2 separate regions of the Homo sapiens genome follow, and region 1 is linked to region 2. Evidence: chromatin contacts called from ENCODE Hi-C or POLR2A ChIA-PET data. All regions are on one chromosome and are shown on one strand. The core of a region is the stretch at or near the end of the contact, and the rest is flanking DNA. Distances in the headings are between cores, read along the strand shown.

Region 1 (6,519 bases), core at 2,926-5,425, 930 kb after region 2:
TCCTAGGGTCCAGACATGAATTGGGGAGATATTTCTGCATGTCCTGTCTACTGGTTCTTATGGTCCTTGTGGGCTGCACAGGCCAGAGTGGCCTCTGAGCTCATCAGGTGGGTGGTCTGCACCCTCCTCTCTAGTCATAGAATCCCAGTGGGGACCCCCGAAGTATCTGCACCAGGTCCTTCAGGTGTTTTTTTTGGAGTGCAGTGGCGCAATCTTGGCTCACTGCAACCTCTGCCTCCTGGGTTCAAACGATTCTCCTGCCTCAGCCTCCCAAGTAGCTAGGATTACAAGCACACGCCCCCACACACGGCTATATTTTTGTATTTTTAGTAGAGATGGGGTTTCACCATGTTGGCCAGGCTGGTCTCAAACTCCTGACCTCAAGTGATCTGCCTGTCTAGGCCTCCCAAAGTGTTGAGATTACAAGAGTGAGCCACCATGCCCAGCCTCTTTTTCTTTTTTAGAGACAGGGTCTTACTATGTTTCCCAGACTGGTCTTGAACTCCTGGGCTCAAGTGATCCACCCATTTCAGCCTCCCAAAGTGCTGGGATTACAGGCTTGTGGATACCAACAGCACCCGAGCACGGTCCCACAGTCCAACGCACTGTGCCGTCCTTGAGCCTTTAGTTCCAGCACAAGTCTCCCGGCTTCAACCCAGGTTGCATGTTCTCCCTGATCTCCCCAGGTGGCACCCAAGGATGAGGCAGTGCAATCTTGTTGCTCACTTCCCAGGACCGACACTTACCCCTAATGGCCCAAGCCCATGGGGCAGTGAGATCAAAGCCTCCTGGAGCTCATACTCTCTGACACCACTGGAAGTGTGGGCTTTTGCGTCTGATTACCCCGGGGAAAGGTTCTGAATGTAATCGTGGCTTTGGCAATAAGGTCCACAATGCATTAAGATTTTTTTTTTTTTTTTGGAGGAGGAGTTTCACTCTTGTTGCCCAGGCTAGAGTGCACTGGCACCATCTTGGCTCACTGCAACCTCCACCTCCTGGGTTCAAGCGATTCTCCTGCTCCTGTCTCAGCCTCCCAAGTAGCTGGGACTACAGATGTGGGCCACCACGCCCAGCTAATTTTTTTTCTATTTTTAGTAAAGACAGGATTTCACCATTTTGGCCAGGCTAGTCTCGAACTCCTGACCTCAGGTGATCTGCCCACCTCGGCCTCCCATGGTACTGGGATTGGGATTACATGCATGAGCCACCATGCCTGGCCTAGGGTTAATTTTTATTTTTGGAGACGGAGTCTCGCTCTGTCGCCAGGCTGGAGTGCAGTGGCATGATCTTGGCTTACTGCAACCTTCGCCTCCTGGGTTCAAGCGATTCTCCTGCCTCAGCCACTTGAGTAGCTGGGACTACAGGTGCATGCCACCACGCCCGGCTAACTTTCTGTACTTTTAGTAGACGCGGGGTTTCACAGTGTTAGCCAGGAATGGTCTCAATCTCCTGACCTGGTGATCCGCCCGCCTCAGCCTCCCAAAGTGCTGGGATTACAGGCATGAGCCACCGTGCCCGACCCTAGGGTTGACTCTCATACAAAGACAGCACGGGAAGTGAAATGCTCTTTTGTGGAAATGACCAGAAACAATAAAAGCGGCTCCTGCCTCTTCGTCTACTGTGAGGGACCTCAGGATGCAGCTCCCATCTGGCTCGAGTGACAAGGACAGAGGGGAACAGGGCTTCTCTGAGCACCTCAGACAGCTCAGGGGACCTTCTTACCCACAAACGCCTTCGTTCCATTTTGAAGCGACTTAGGCTGGCCTCAGGACCTCCAACGCTTGGATTTCTAGGTCTCAGTCACTTGTTGCCACGCACGTCTGAGAGTAATAATCAAAATGCTCCAAAAAGAAGAATACATGTATAATATTTACGAAGCAACGGCCTCCTGTGAAAACCTCCGCAAATACTGCTGAGGAAACTGACAACTGGCGACTCAATCCCGCCCTTTCAGTGCAAATCTCTGGCTCCAAACCTGAGCACCAGTGTTTCCTGGGCTGAACCAGGGGGCAGGAGGAACAACAGACCATGTGGTTGGTCACAAGTGACCCCTGTGGTCAAGGACCCTGACTACGGTCTTGCAGCGACATTTCTGCCTCTGCTCCCGCCTTCCTAGGACGCCTACGCCACTGCCTGGGCCGTCCCCAACCCCCAGCACCTTCAGAGGGGCCGAGTCCCAGAGCATCCACCGCATTACAAATGCGCACCCACCCTGGAGAGCTCCAACCACGAGCACCGCCGCCTCGGTTCAAGGCATCCTTACAGCCACAACTCCTCAACTGGGGCCAATTTTCCGGGGCAGGCGGCCCGGGGTGACCCAAGTGGCGCACATTATTTTCTTTGGTCTTCAACCCATTTCCAGAGAGAAAACAGGGACCCGGGACAGGGGTGGTGCTGGGGGCACAAGCCCAAGGTCACCCTGCGGGGAAGCGGAGGAATCAGGGCTCGAACTTACGTTTTTCCTCAGAGAGTTCACCACACCGCGAAGTTGCTGGAAGGAAAGAACGAGACAATGGCTCAGCTAAGCGCCCTAGCCGCTGCGTGGGGCGGGGGGGGCGGCGGTGGGGACCGGGGGGCTGGGCAGCCTGGTCTGACCAATCCCCGTTTCTCAGTCCTTCCAGGGCAAAATCTCACGAGATCCAGTGAGGTCGCCCAGAGAGTCGAGAGGGGCTTGTTTTCAAAGACTGGGAGGAGGAGGGGCAGTGGGGGAGGGGCAGTGGGGGGAGGAGCAGAGGAGAAGGGAGCAGGAGGAGGGGAAAAGGGGAGAGGAAGTTGGAGAGCAGAGGAGGCTGGGGGTGGGGAGGAGATGGGGGTGGGGAAGGAGGGGAGATGGGGGTGGGGAAGGGGGGGCGGGAGGAGGGTTAGGAATGGGGGAAGGAAGACAGGGTGGGGGAGGGGTGGGCATGGGGGAAGGAAGACAGGGTGGGGGAGGGGTGGGCATGGGGAAAGGGAGACAGGGTGGGGGAGGGGTGGGCATGGGGGAAGGGAGACAGGGTGGGGGAGGGGTGGGCATGCGGGAAGGGAGACAGGGTGGGGAACCGAGAAGAAAGACAGTGGGGGGGGATGGAGGAAGGAACACAGGGTGGGGTGGGGGGTCGGGATGGGGGAAGGGAAACAAAGAGTGGTGGAGGCGTGGGGATTAGGAACGGAGACAGAGGGTGGGGGAGGGGTGGGGTGGGGGAAGGGAGACAGGGTGGGGGAGGGGTGAGGATGGCGGAAGGTAGACAAGGCGGGGGAGGGGTGGGGATGGGGGAAGGGAGACAGAAGGGGGGGAGGGGTGGGGATGGGGGAAGGGAGACAGAAGGCGGGCCAGGGCGGGAATGGGGGAAGGGAAACAGGGTGGGGGTGGGGATGAGAGAAGACAGAGGTTGGGGGAGGGGTGGGGATGTGTAAGAAAAACAAAGGGTTGGGGAGGGGGAGGGAAAAGAGGCAGAGAGTGGGGGAGGGGGTGGGGATGTGGAAAGAAAGTCAGAAGGTGGGGGGTGAGGGGTGGGGATGGGTGAATACGTGATGGCTGCGGCCTTTCCCACCAGACAGTAGGGTGGGGGCAGGGTGGAAAAAGGGGGTGCGGTGGGCGAATGGAGAGGCAGTGGGGAGGCGGGGGGCTGACTGGGAGTGTGGGACGGGGTGTTCTGGGATCACGGAGACGTCCAAGTCTGGACTCTGTCCTGGGTCTGTGCTTCTGGCGACCTCCCTTTTCTTCAGTGGGATGCGGGGTGCAGGGGCCGGTTCCAGGGTCCCCTGAGCTCAAGTTCTCGCCCCACCCCGCCCCGCAAGTCTAGAAAAGATGCCCCTGGCCTTGGCTGGGTAATCTCTGGATTTACCTACTTCTGTAACCCCCCGGGCTGAAGAGACCACCCCCCGGGATTCAATTAACTTACTCTCTGGAGCGCGCGTTCCTCCCTGCTCCCGGGAGTCGGTTTCCCAGAACTTTCTGAGGCCCGCGCATGCTCCCCTCGACTCCCCGTGTTTCCACTCTCCACAGAAATCCACGCATTCACGCCCCTCCCCTCCCCCGAGCCTGCAGAGGACTCCGCCCTGCTTTCCCTACATTCAGGGCTGCTCCTTTTGTCGCCAATACAGACCTGTTGACAGGTCACGCCTGGGAAGCGGGTGGGGTGTCCCGGAGCGGTGCTGAGGCGCTGCAGGCCCGGCTTCTGGCTGCGGGGGAGCTGTACCCTGAAGCCTCGCCGGAACTCGCGTCTGGGGCCAGCAGGGGGCACTAGAGTCAACAGGGACTGTATGCAAAACCCACTTCCTCCCAGGCCCTCTAGGGGGATGGTCAGGCTTCTGCAGAGATGGGGAGGATCCTTTCCTGGTAAGGGGAGAGGGACGGGCTAGGAGCCAAGCGGAAGGACCCCGTGTTCAAGGCCCTTCAAGGGACGGGACAGGCGAGGAATCTCTTTGAGTCTTTTGAATTGTTTTATCAGTCAGGCCTGGGAAGTACTCCGCCTCCACAAACTCTGTTTTCCTGAAAGGGGTCGGGGGGGGGGACCCCAACATCTCCTGCCACAGGCTATGATGGGCATGGTGGCTAAGAGCAACAGGCCGCGTGGTGAGGCTGGCTTTTTGTGGCTCTGCCCTGCCATTCCCCGAGGCATCCCCATGCCAGTGAACAGAGCTGCGGGTTCCCAGCTGCACAGATGAATGCACGAACAAAACATAGGTCCATGCAAAGGAAGTCATTGCATTGATCCAGATTCGACCTGGGATTGTCGCATAAAACAGGGCTGATAAAAACCGTTGTGTTTTCACCTTCGAAACAGAGACTCAGCCTCCCCCTCTCTGCTTGAGGCATTCAGCAAAGGTTCGTCCTTGAGTGGCTGTGGATGCTCAAGGACTTACGATTTCTGACTTTATAAAGTTTAGGGTGAAAACAAAAAACAAAATAAGAAGACCATTGTTTTAAAGTGGCCGTTGTAGCTAATTATCTCAAGAAAGCAAACAGGCTGGTACTGAAAGTTACACAGGCGGGCGGCTCCCTGGGAGGGTTGCCCAGCTCTCCTTTTCTGAGACCTGAGCAGGGAGCAGCCAGAGGAGCTTGAAGGGATGGTGTTCAGGGCATGGGAACAGGCTGCACACATCTTCACGGAGTACGGTGCTTGTCCAGTTTGAGAAGGGAAAGAAACTGGGGCAGAGGGCTGATGAGAAGGCAGCAGATGGATAGTGCGGGATTGAAAAGGGGATCCATTTGAAGACTGGCCACCATTATTTATTTTCATCATCTGATTGCTGTTGCTCCATTGAGATCGATGCGTGGAGAACAAGTTGGGGAGTGGAACAAATGGCAGGGAGGGGAGAGAAGTGAGTGAACATGACCCTGGTCCAGCCTCATAGGACAGAGCGTGGTCATGAAGTCCACAGAGGAGGACAGGTAGGGAGGAATCATGGCATGGCCAGGTTGTAGGGCAAGAGGCAGAGAGGAGAGAGGATTGTGGAGGATGCCTGCGGAGTGCCGACTGTCAGTCGAGGCTGGTCCTTTATTTATTTATTTTTTTTTTTGAGACGGAGTCTCGCTCTTGCCCAGGCTGGAGTGCAGTGGCGCGATCTCGGCTCACTGCAAGCTCCGCCTCCCGGGTTCATGCCATTCTCTCGCCTCAGCCTCCCAAGTAGCTGGGACTACAGGTGCCCGCTACCATGCCTGGCTAATTTTTTTGTTTTTAATAGAGACAGGGTTTCACCGTGTTAGCCAGGATGGTCTTGATCTCCTGACCTCATGATCCGCCCACCTCGGCCTCCCAAAGTGCTGGGATTGCAGGCATCAGCCACTGTGCCTGGCCAAGGCTGGTCCTTTCTTTTATGGCGATGGGTGTTTGAAAGTTGCACATACCAAAATAAACTCACTATTTGTTGACCCAAAGTAAAACCCTGAGGGTATGAAAGGGAAGGGCTCATGCTTACATGGCTGAGATAAAAGCTGTCTCAGGAAGCTGGGTGTGGTGGCTCACCCCTGTAATCCCAGCACTTTGGGAGGCCAAGGTTGGAGGATCCCCTGAGGCCAGGAATTGAAGACTAGCCTGAGTGATATAGCAAGACCCCATCTATATTTTTAAAAAGGGTTGGCTGTCTCGGGACTTTTCGAAATAGCCCTGCAAGACATTCCTGTTTTGGAATCACAACAATTTAGATAAGATGCTTTTGAAAGAACACCTGCCTAGGCACAGCGTCTCCACCAATGAACTGATGCCAACTGTGGTTTTGAGTCTTCATAACCGGTGAACTGTTTGCAAGCAGCTTATTTAAATCTCTTTTTTTGCCAATACAACCTTCCCTTTGCCCTCCCCTCTTGAGATGCATATATGGCTTGCCATAGCTGAGCATCTTAGGTTATAATGCTTTTTCTCTTTTTTAATTTTTTTTTGTAAATTTATATTTATTTTTATATTTATTTATTTTTTGAGACAGGGTCTTGCTTTGTCACCCAGGCTGGAGTGTAGTGCATAATCGTAGTTCACCACTGCCTCCAACTCTCGGGCTCAAGCAGTCCTCCCACCTCAGCCTCCTGAGTAGCTAAGACAA
Region 2 (7,134 bases), core at 516-3,015:
TTTACATTCATAACTTCACTGTTTTCTCTTTGGTCCAGAAAAGCTTTCCTTACCCATGACTGTATAAATAGTCATTATGGTTGGCAGCCACAGTTTCCATTGCAATGTGACAGTCTTGATTTTTCCCATGGAAAGTGTGGTATTTGTGTCCGGGCTATGAAATTGGTAATGTCATTCCTGTTTCACAGATGAGGAAACTGGGGTTCAGAGAGCGAAAGTGTGGTCCTGCCAGGAGTAGTGGAGCTAAGACTGAACCTCACACCTCGGGGCCAGCACCCAGGCCTGCTATGTCCTCTCTGTCCCTGACCTAGTGGGTAGCCAGAGCTGAGAGGACAGAGCAGAGCTTGAGAGGAACAATATTTCGTGAGGCATGTGAGGATTGAAAGCCTCATAGAGTCCTTCAGCCATGCTCTTGGCATAAGGACTGATGTGTTTATAGTGACTGGTGAATTGTCAGACCTCAACCAACCACCGTTCTCCACTGGAAGCTGATCTTGGAAAGGTCAGAGGTCCCGAGGGTCTGCAGGTGGGAAGGAGGAGACTGACATTTATTGAGCACCTACTTGGTGCCAGACACTGAAAGTATTAGAGATTAAGGGTGACTTGCCTCTGTTCTGGCCCCAAAGAAGCACCATCTGATAGAAAAATAAGTAGCAACATGGTATGGTAGAGTCTGGAATGGGGTTTACTGTGAATTGCGTAGGGCGTGGCAGAATTCACAGTAAAAGGTTTTTGGAAGAAGTGACACCATGGTGGGGTATTACTGAGCAAAGGGGAAAAGGAGGGAGGGAGAGGAGGTAAGAATATACAAGGCTCCGCTGGGCGCGGTGGCTCAGGTCTGTAATCCCAGCACTTTGGGAGGCCAAGGCAGGCGGATCACAAGATCAGGGAATCGAGACCATCCTAGCTAACACGGTGAAACCCCATCTCTACTAAAACTACAAAAAAATTAGCCGGGCGTGGTGGCGGGCCCCTGTAATCCCAGCTGCTCGGGAGGCTGAGGCAGGAGAATGGCGTGAACACGGGAGGCGGAGCTTGCAGTCAGCCGAGATTGCGCCACTGCACTCCAGCCTGGGCGACTGAGCGAGACTCCCGTCTCCAAATAAATAAATTAATTAATTAAAGAATACACAAGGCTCCACTGGGTTACTGGGTGTGCTGTAGGGAGATTTTATTGAATCCCATACTCCCATATTGGAAGAACACTCAAGCCCATTTACAGTGTGGGACTAATGCTGAGAGGTTGAGTCACATTGGCAGGAAAGAGCAGAGCCAGGAACTGAAGCTAGGTCTGTGACTTAGAGCCGGCACTCTTTCCACTGCAGAGGGGAGAGGTCTCAAGGCAGAACCTGGGGCTGTGCACACCGCGGGAAGGGCAGAGGCCCCTGGAAACGAACAGGAGCAGGAGGCCCAGGGCTGCGCAGCAACCAAGGAGGACACGAGGAAGGTGCTTGTGCCACCGGTGGAAGACGTGGCTTTGGCTTTTAGGCTCCCCTCGGGGCAGGAGCAGATCAAAGAGCCTAGCCCCAGCTTCGGTGGTGGGTGGGGGGTCCTCCCGGCAGCGGGGAGCGTGGGCACCAGCATCCTCAGCCTGCGGCTCCCAGGCGAGTGTGGGAGGGCAGAGCCCAGAGAATTGGAGGTGGGGCCAATGTGGGCCCCGCCCCCAACCATTGTGTCGGAGAGGGAAGTGGACGAGCTCCTCGGTAAGAACCAATGAGGATGTGGTATGCAAATAAGCAAGTGGAGGCCGCCAGCCGACTTCCTCGCACTGTGCAGCTGCTCCAGTGAGGGCGCAGACTGTACTGGCCTGTGCGGAGCAAGGCGGTGTTTCTGGTGAGTCTGTTGATTCTGGGCTGGGGTGAAAGCCAGGTTGCCCAGGGTTTGGGAGGAGGGCGGGTCGAGCACACGCAGATCCAAAGATGATCGGAGACAGGATTGTCCTCAGCGATTCCACCCCGATGACTCTGGAAACTGCCTGCCTGCAGACGCATGGGGGCCATGGAGCAGAGGAAGGGCTGGATGCATGAAGGAGGCGGGGTGCGGGGAGCGAGGGACCCGCAGACTCCAGGGCCACAGATGCGTGGACCTATTGGAGACCCTCAGGTTGTCTCCCCACCCCACGCAGAGAGGAATGCGCAGCTGAAGAGAGAGGTGGGCAGCAGGCCCGGTCACCTGCCAGGTGACCACATGGCCAGGTGCCGCCACCACTCGGGTTACCTGGCCGATGACGAGGCCAGCCACTCCATGTGCAGTGCACGGGTAAGTGTGCCCAGCAGGGCGCCGACCCTTGAGGCCACAACATGTTCCCCACCAACCCTGGCACCCAAGACCACAACCCCCATTTCTCATTGTCTATTGACTTCTCTGGGCCTCTTAGTGAAGTCCTTATTGCCTTGACTTCTCCTATGTCCCCCACTGCTTGCCCCTGTCACACTCAATTTCATTCCTTGTTTCCTCCTGACTTCCAGCGACCCAGAAGGTGCTTGGGTGGACTGGGACCCTAGAGTGGGAGCATGGAGTTGACTAGGTGCCTATGGCTCAAGTTGGAGAAACAGGCCCGGGTAGCACAGGGCTCAAGACCTCAGGTGTTGTCTGCACTCAAGACCTCAGATGTTGTTTGCAGCCCTGCCATGGATACAGGGATGGCCTGCTGCATGGACAGATGAGGAGCTGGAGGGAGACTCCGAGAGATTCATGATTGCTCATCCTGCCACGTGTCAGGGCAGAAGCAGGCTTGCAGACTCCTTAGCCAGGACTTGTGTGTGTGAAATGTAGGTGTTAGGAAAGCTTCGGGGTGACCCTGAATAGACCTCCACTTTGCAGATGAGGACATTGGACCTCAAGAGGGGCCATCTTGCACACTGGCATCAGGCTGTAGGTGGCAGAGCCAGGGTCCAAACCCAGGGCTTCCAGACTCCAAAATGCAGCTCCTTCCACTACTCACTCCCACCCAGGTCCTAGTGTTACCCCAGGGAACCCTTCACCTGTAGGGCACCCCTGCCCCCTGTGACATACCTGTCTGCTCAGGTGCAGCTGCCCAAGAAGCCACTGGTCCCAGAAATGCGGCCAGCCTGCAAGCCGGGCCGTGTGCCACACCCACCATCCACATGTGGCAGCTCAGCACTCCAGGGCCAACGCCGAAACAAGAGGCACCCTCAGCCCTTTGGCCACTTTCTGGATTTCCTAACTGAGAGCCAGGTCCTGGACAGCCTGGAGACAGTGGTGGAGAAGGCGACTGAGCGCATGGCTGCCATGAAGACGGAGGCTGGGGTGCCGCTTGTGGAGGTGCAGGACCCAGTGGAGGTGCCAAGTGGTGGACGGCGGGCACATGCCCGGCCCAGCCTCAGCACCGTACACCGGCACCGTGTACGGCCGACCCTCTGCACTGGACACCCCAACAACTACCCATCCAGCTCCAGCTCCATGTCCAACTGCCATAGCAGCCTCATGGCCGGCTGTCTGGGCTCCCACAGCCGGGACAGTGACCTAGGTGCCCAAGGCTCATTGCCACCTGTGAGGGACAAACTCCTGCTGGAGAAGAACCTCAAGCGGCTGCTACAGCTGGAGAGGGAAGGGGTGAGAGCCAGGGCCATGGCTGGGTGGGGTGGACTCCCATGGAGAGCCCAGGGCTAGGGTCAGCCCTGGCTTGGCTGCTCCTGAACACTTCACAGAGTCACCCTCTTTCTGCAGAAAGGCCTCAGTCAGTCCTGCTCCCAGAGGGACTCCCTGCTGTGGGATTCGCTGGGTAGCCAGACCAGCTTTCAGTGGACACAGGAGCAGCCCTTGTCCTGGTTCTCAGGGCTGCTGGGCTCAAGCTCTGGCGTGCCTGAAGCATCAGAGCCGAGGCCTGGAGAACAGGAGCCAATCTTCCGCAAGCGAGAGTTCAATAAGGAGATCAAGTCATTACTGAGCCAGCTGGAGTCCCTCGACCTGCCTGGCTACTGTCCGCTCCGTGAGCCCCATCGCACGCTGAACTTCCTGGCTGACCACCGCCTCTTCCCTGCCCTGCAAAGCGTGGTCAGCCAGGCTGTGGATAAGCTCCGTGGCGCCCACTGCCGCGACGGCCGTCCTCTGTTCCCCACCAGCTTGGAGCCCACCTCAGATCTGCCGCCTCTGGGCTCTGAGCCAGCTAAACCCACCAATGGCGGGCAGCCCTATGCTTCCCCCCGCCCCACAGTCTCCAGCCCCAAGATGCTTCAGAGAAAACGCAAGGACAGAGGAGGCTCCCCCTCCATGTCTAGTGCCCAGGTGGCCACCAGATTCAAACTCAAGGTGACACCCACGGAGAAGCCCAATGTCCCCAGCCCCTCACTCCACTCCAGGGAGGAGGCACCTGACTCAGATCCCAAATTACAAAACCCACCTGTTTCCCTGAGCTCCAGCCAGAGGGCCCAGCCCTGGCAGGGCCTGCACCTCACCCTGCCCACGCCAGGGATTGTGGTGGAGGTGGCCTGCAGCCAGGGCCACCTCAGGGGCCCTGTCACACCTCCACTTTCCTCCCCCTACCCCCGCTCTTCCTGCTACCTTCTCCCTGAGCTCTCTCCAGTTGCCTCTTCATCTCCCGCCTCACTGTGTCCAGAGGTGACCTCCTCAAAAGTAGGACCGGGCATGAGTTTGCAGGAGAAGGGCTCCTTGACCCACCACTCCTAGCAGCCACTGTCACTAACAGGTGCTCAAGGTCAAGGTCTCTTGCCCTGCACTGTGGAAACCTCCTGGGCAGGGGTCAAGCTGATGGGGGCCCATGAATCCTGGCCTAGCTATTACCAGGTGTTGTCACAGATAAATAAAGGCTATTTTTTATGCTGGGTATTTTTTCTAACGTTTGTATGTGAATCTAGAGACGCTCCTACATGGGGGTGGAAAGTCCCGTCCCTTGTGGACAGCAGCCCAAGCCCAGCCGGGGCCTTGCCTCCTAGGTCTAGCTCCCTTGAATCCAGCTGCCTCGAGCAGGACTCTCCAGTCCCTGGACTTTGCTGAGGGGAAGTTGCCCAGGGAGGATGTGTACAAGACGTAGGTGGCCTCACACTGGTGGGTCTCCAGCACGGTCCCTCGACCCTTTCCTCAGCCATCAAGGCCCCTGCAGCTGTCTCTGGGCACAGGCCTGGGCAGGAGCCTGCCCAAACCCAGTTGTCAAGGCTCAGATTAGCCTTACCCTGTGACAGGTCCCTGCCCTTGCCCCAGGCCCAACAGTTGTAGGAGGTGTGATGGCGAGGTGAGCATGAGAGTGGGCAGTTGAGTGCAACAGCATAGCAGGTGTGGTAAGGCTGTACCCTTCGTGTGGCAAATGTGTTTGTCACACTAAGGGTACCCATTCATGTTTGTGATGGGCAGGGCTGGCAGGGCTCTGAGGAGGGCACAGTGGCTGGAAGGGGTGTCACAGAGGGATGGGGCTGGCAGGTGTGACATGTGTCCCTTTCCCTCCCCGGCTGCTATGCAGAGCCCCTGCAGCAGCAGCAGGTTCACGAAGAAGAAGCCGCTGCCCTCCATCTCGTCGAAGTCCAGCATGTCTCACTTCTCCAACCGCCTTTATGAGGAGCTCGCCGACTTCCTGACCCAGCAGGCAGCCTCCTTGGTCATCCGCAAGTACGAGTTCGAAAAGGACCTCAGTAAGCAGCTGGGCTTCTTCTCCTTCCCCATCACCCACGTGCTCAGGGACCTTTCCCTGGGCTTAAAGAAGGTAAAAGGCTCCCGCATCCACCTGTCCTCGGAGACCCACCGGAGCTGCCTGCTGCGTAAACTGGAGGAGTCCAAAAGGGCCCGGCAGGCCTCCCGGCTCAGCACCTCCCACTGCAGCACAGAGACACCCTCTGTGCAGCAGGAACCAGCCACCCACACTGCCCAGGACCAGGCCACAGAGCCCTGCCGCTCCCTCTACACCAACTTGCCAGCCAGCCGGCAGCTCAGCCCTTTGGAGCCCAAGCTCTACATGTCTGCCTGCACCGGCATGGGTTCCAGTCCCCCCAAGTCCAAGGACATGGACAATGAGGGCCGTGATAAAGCCGAGATTGAAGATGAAGATGAGGATGAGTTCAAGGATGAAGACCAGGATGAGGACAAGGATGAGGATGGAGTCTAGAGCCTCCCAGAGCCTGGAGAGGAGGCCTCGGTCAGCCACTCCGTGGACGTGGGCCACGGTGACCCACCATGAAGTCCCCACTAGCCACTCGATTCCCTGCTCTGTCAGAGTTGCTGCACATCACACCAGCCCCTGCCAAGAGCAGGAGTCACCACAGGCTGAATGCCCACGAGGAGCTCTGCTGAGACTCTCAAGGGAGCCAGTGAAAGAAATAGAAATAAAGCCTGTGTTGCTGGGACACAGGTTTGCTGTCCTGAGATTTCAGCCGCCATTTTATTTATTTACTTATTTGTTTATTTATATTTAAGATGAAGTCTTGGCCGGGCTCATGCCTGTAATCCCAACACTTTGAAAGGCTGATGTGGGCAGATCACTTGAGGCCAGGAGTTGGAGACCAGCCTAGCCAACATGGTGAAACCCTGTCTCTACTAAATACAAAAATTAGCCAGGTGTGGTGGCAGGTGCCTGTAATCCCAGCTACTTGGGAGGTTGAGGCAGGAGAATGGCTTTAACCTGGGGAAGCAGAGGTTGCAGTGAGCCGAGATTGCATCACTGCACTCCAGCCTGGGTGACAGAGTGAGACTGTGTCTAAAAAAAAAAAAGAAAAAAAAAAGTCTTGCTCTATCTCCCAGGCTGAAGTGCAGTGACATGATCTCAGCTCACTGCAACCTCCACTTCCTGGCTTCAGACAATTCTGCCTCCTCAGCCTCCTGAGTTGCTGGGACTACAGGCACCCACCACCATGCCCAGTTAATTTTTTTATTTTTAGTAGAGACGGGGTTTCACCGTGTTGGCCAGGGTGGTCTCGAATTCCTGACCTCAAGTAATCCGCCAACCTCTGCATCCCAAAGTGCAGGGATTACAGGCATGAACCACCACACCTGGCCACTAATTTTTTTTGTATTTTTAGTAGAGATGGCGTTTCACTATGTTGGACAGGCTGGTCTCGAACTCCTGACCTCAGTTGATTTGCCCGCTTCAGCCTCCCAAAGTGCTGGGATTACACGCATGAACTACCACACCTGGCTTTTATTTTTATTTTTATTTTTTGAGATGGA

The links. Hi-C counts contacts between places; a loop is a spot of excess contacts on that map. ChIA-PET counts read pairs that join two places held with the same protein, here RNA polymerase II (POLR2A). Pooled maps may share reads with other maps.
Region 1: a map of K562 shows a loop between it and region 2 (3-fold over the local background). The contact joins the promoter of PRAME here to the promoter of CCDC116 in region 2. A Hi-C loop is called at or near these places in 1 of 168 maps with a recorded cell type or tissue (K562) and 1 of 50 pooled maps. POLR2A ChIA-PET finds 5 or more read pairs at or near these places in 1 of 52 experiments (K562).

Annotation. Positions count from the first base shown.
Region 1 is chr22:22,555,090-22,561,608 of GRCh38, forward strand. PRAME (PRAME nuclear receptor transcriptional regulator) reads right to left here and starts at 4,176. Exons shown (of 6, transcript NM_206956.3): 1 at 3,882-4,176; 2 at 2,456-2,491; 3 at 1,723-1,820. The coding sequence starts at 1,743. It overlaps LL22NC03-63E9.3 (a long non-coding RNA gene), which reads left to right and starts at 4,254. Exons shown (of 3, transcript NR_027426.2): 1 at 4,254-4,318. It also overlaps IGL. RefSeq lists an enhancer at 4,093-4,387.
Region 2 is chr22:21,630,995-21,638,128 of GRCh38, forward strand. CCDC116 (coiled-coil domain containing 116) reads left to right here and starts at 1,766. Exons shown (of 5, transcript NM_152612.3): 1 at 1,766-1,833; 2 at 2,126-2,259; 3 at 3,028-3,576; 4 at 3,691-4,272; 5 at 5,438-6,335. The coding sequence starts at 2,188. The coding sequence ends at 6,076. RefSeq lists an enhancer at 1,498-1,997.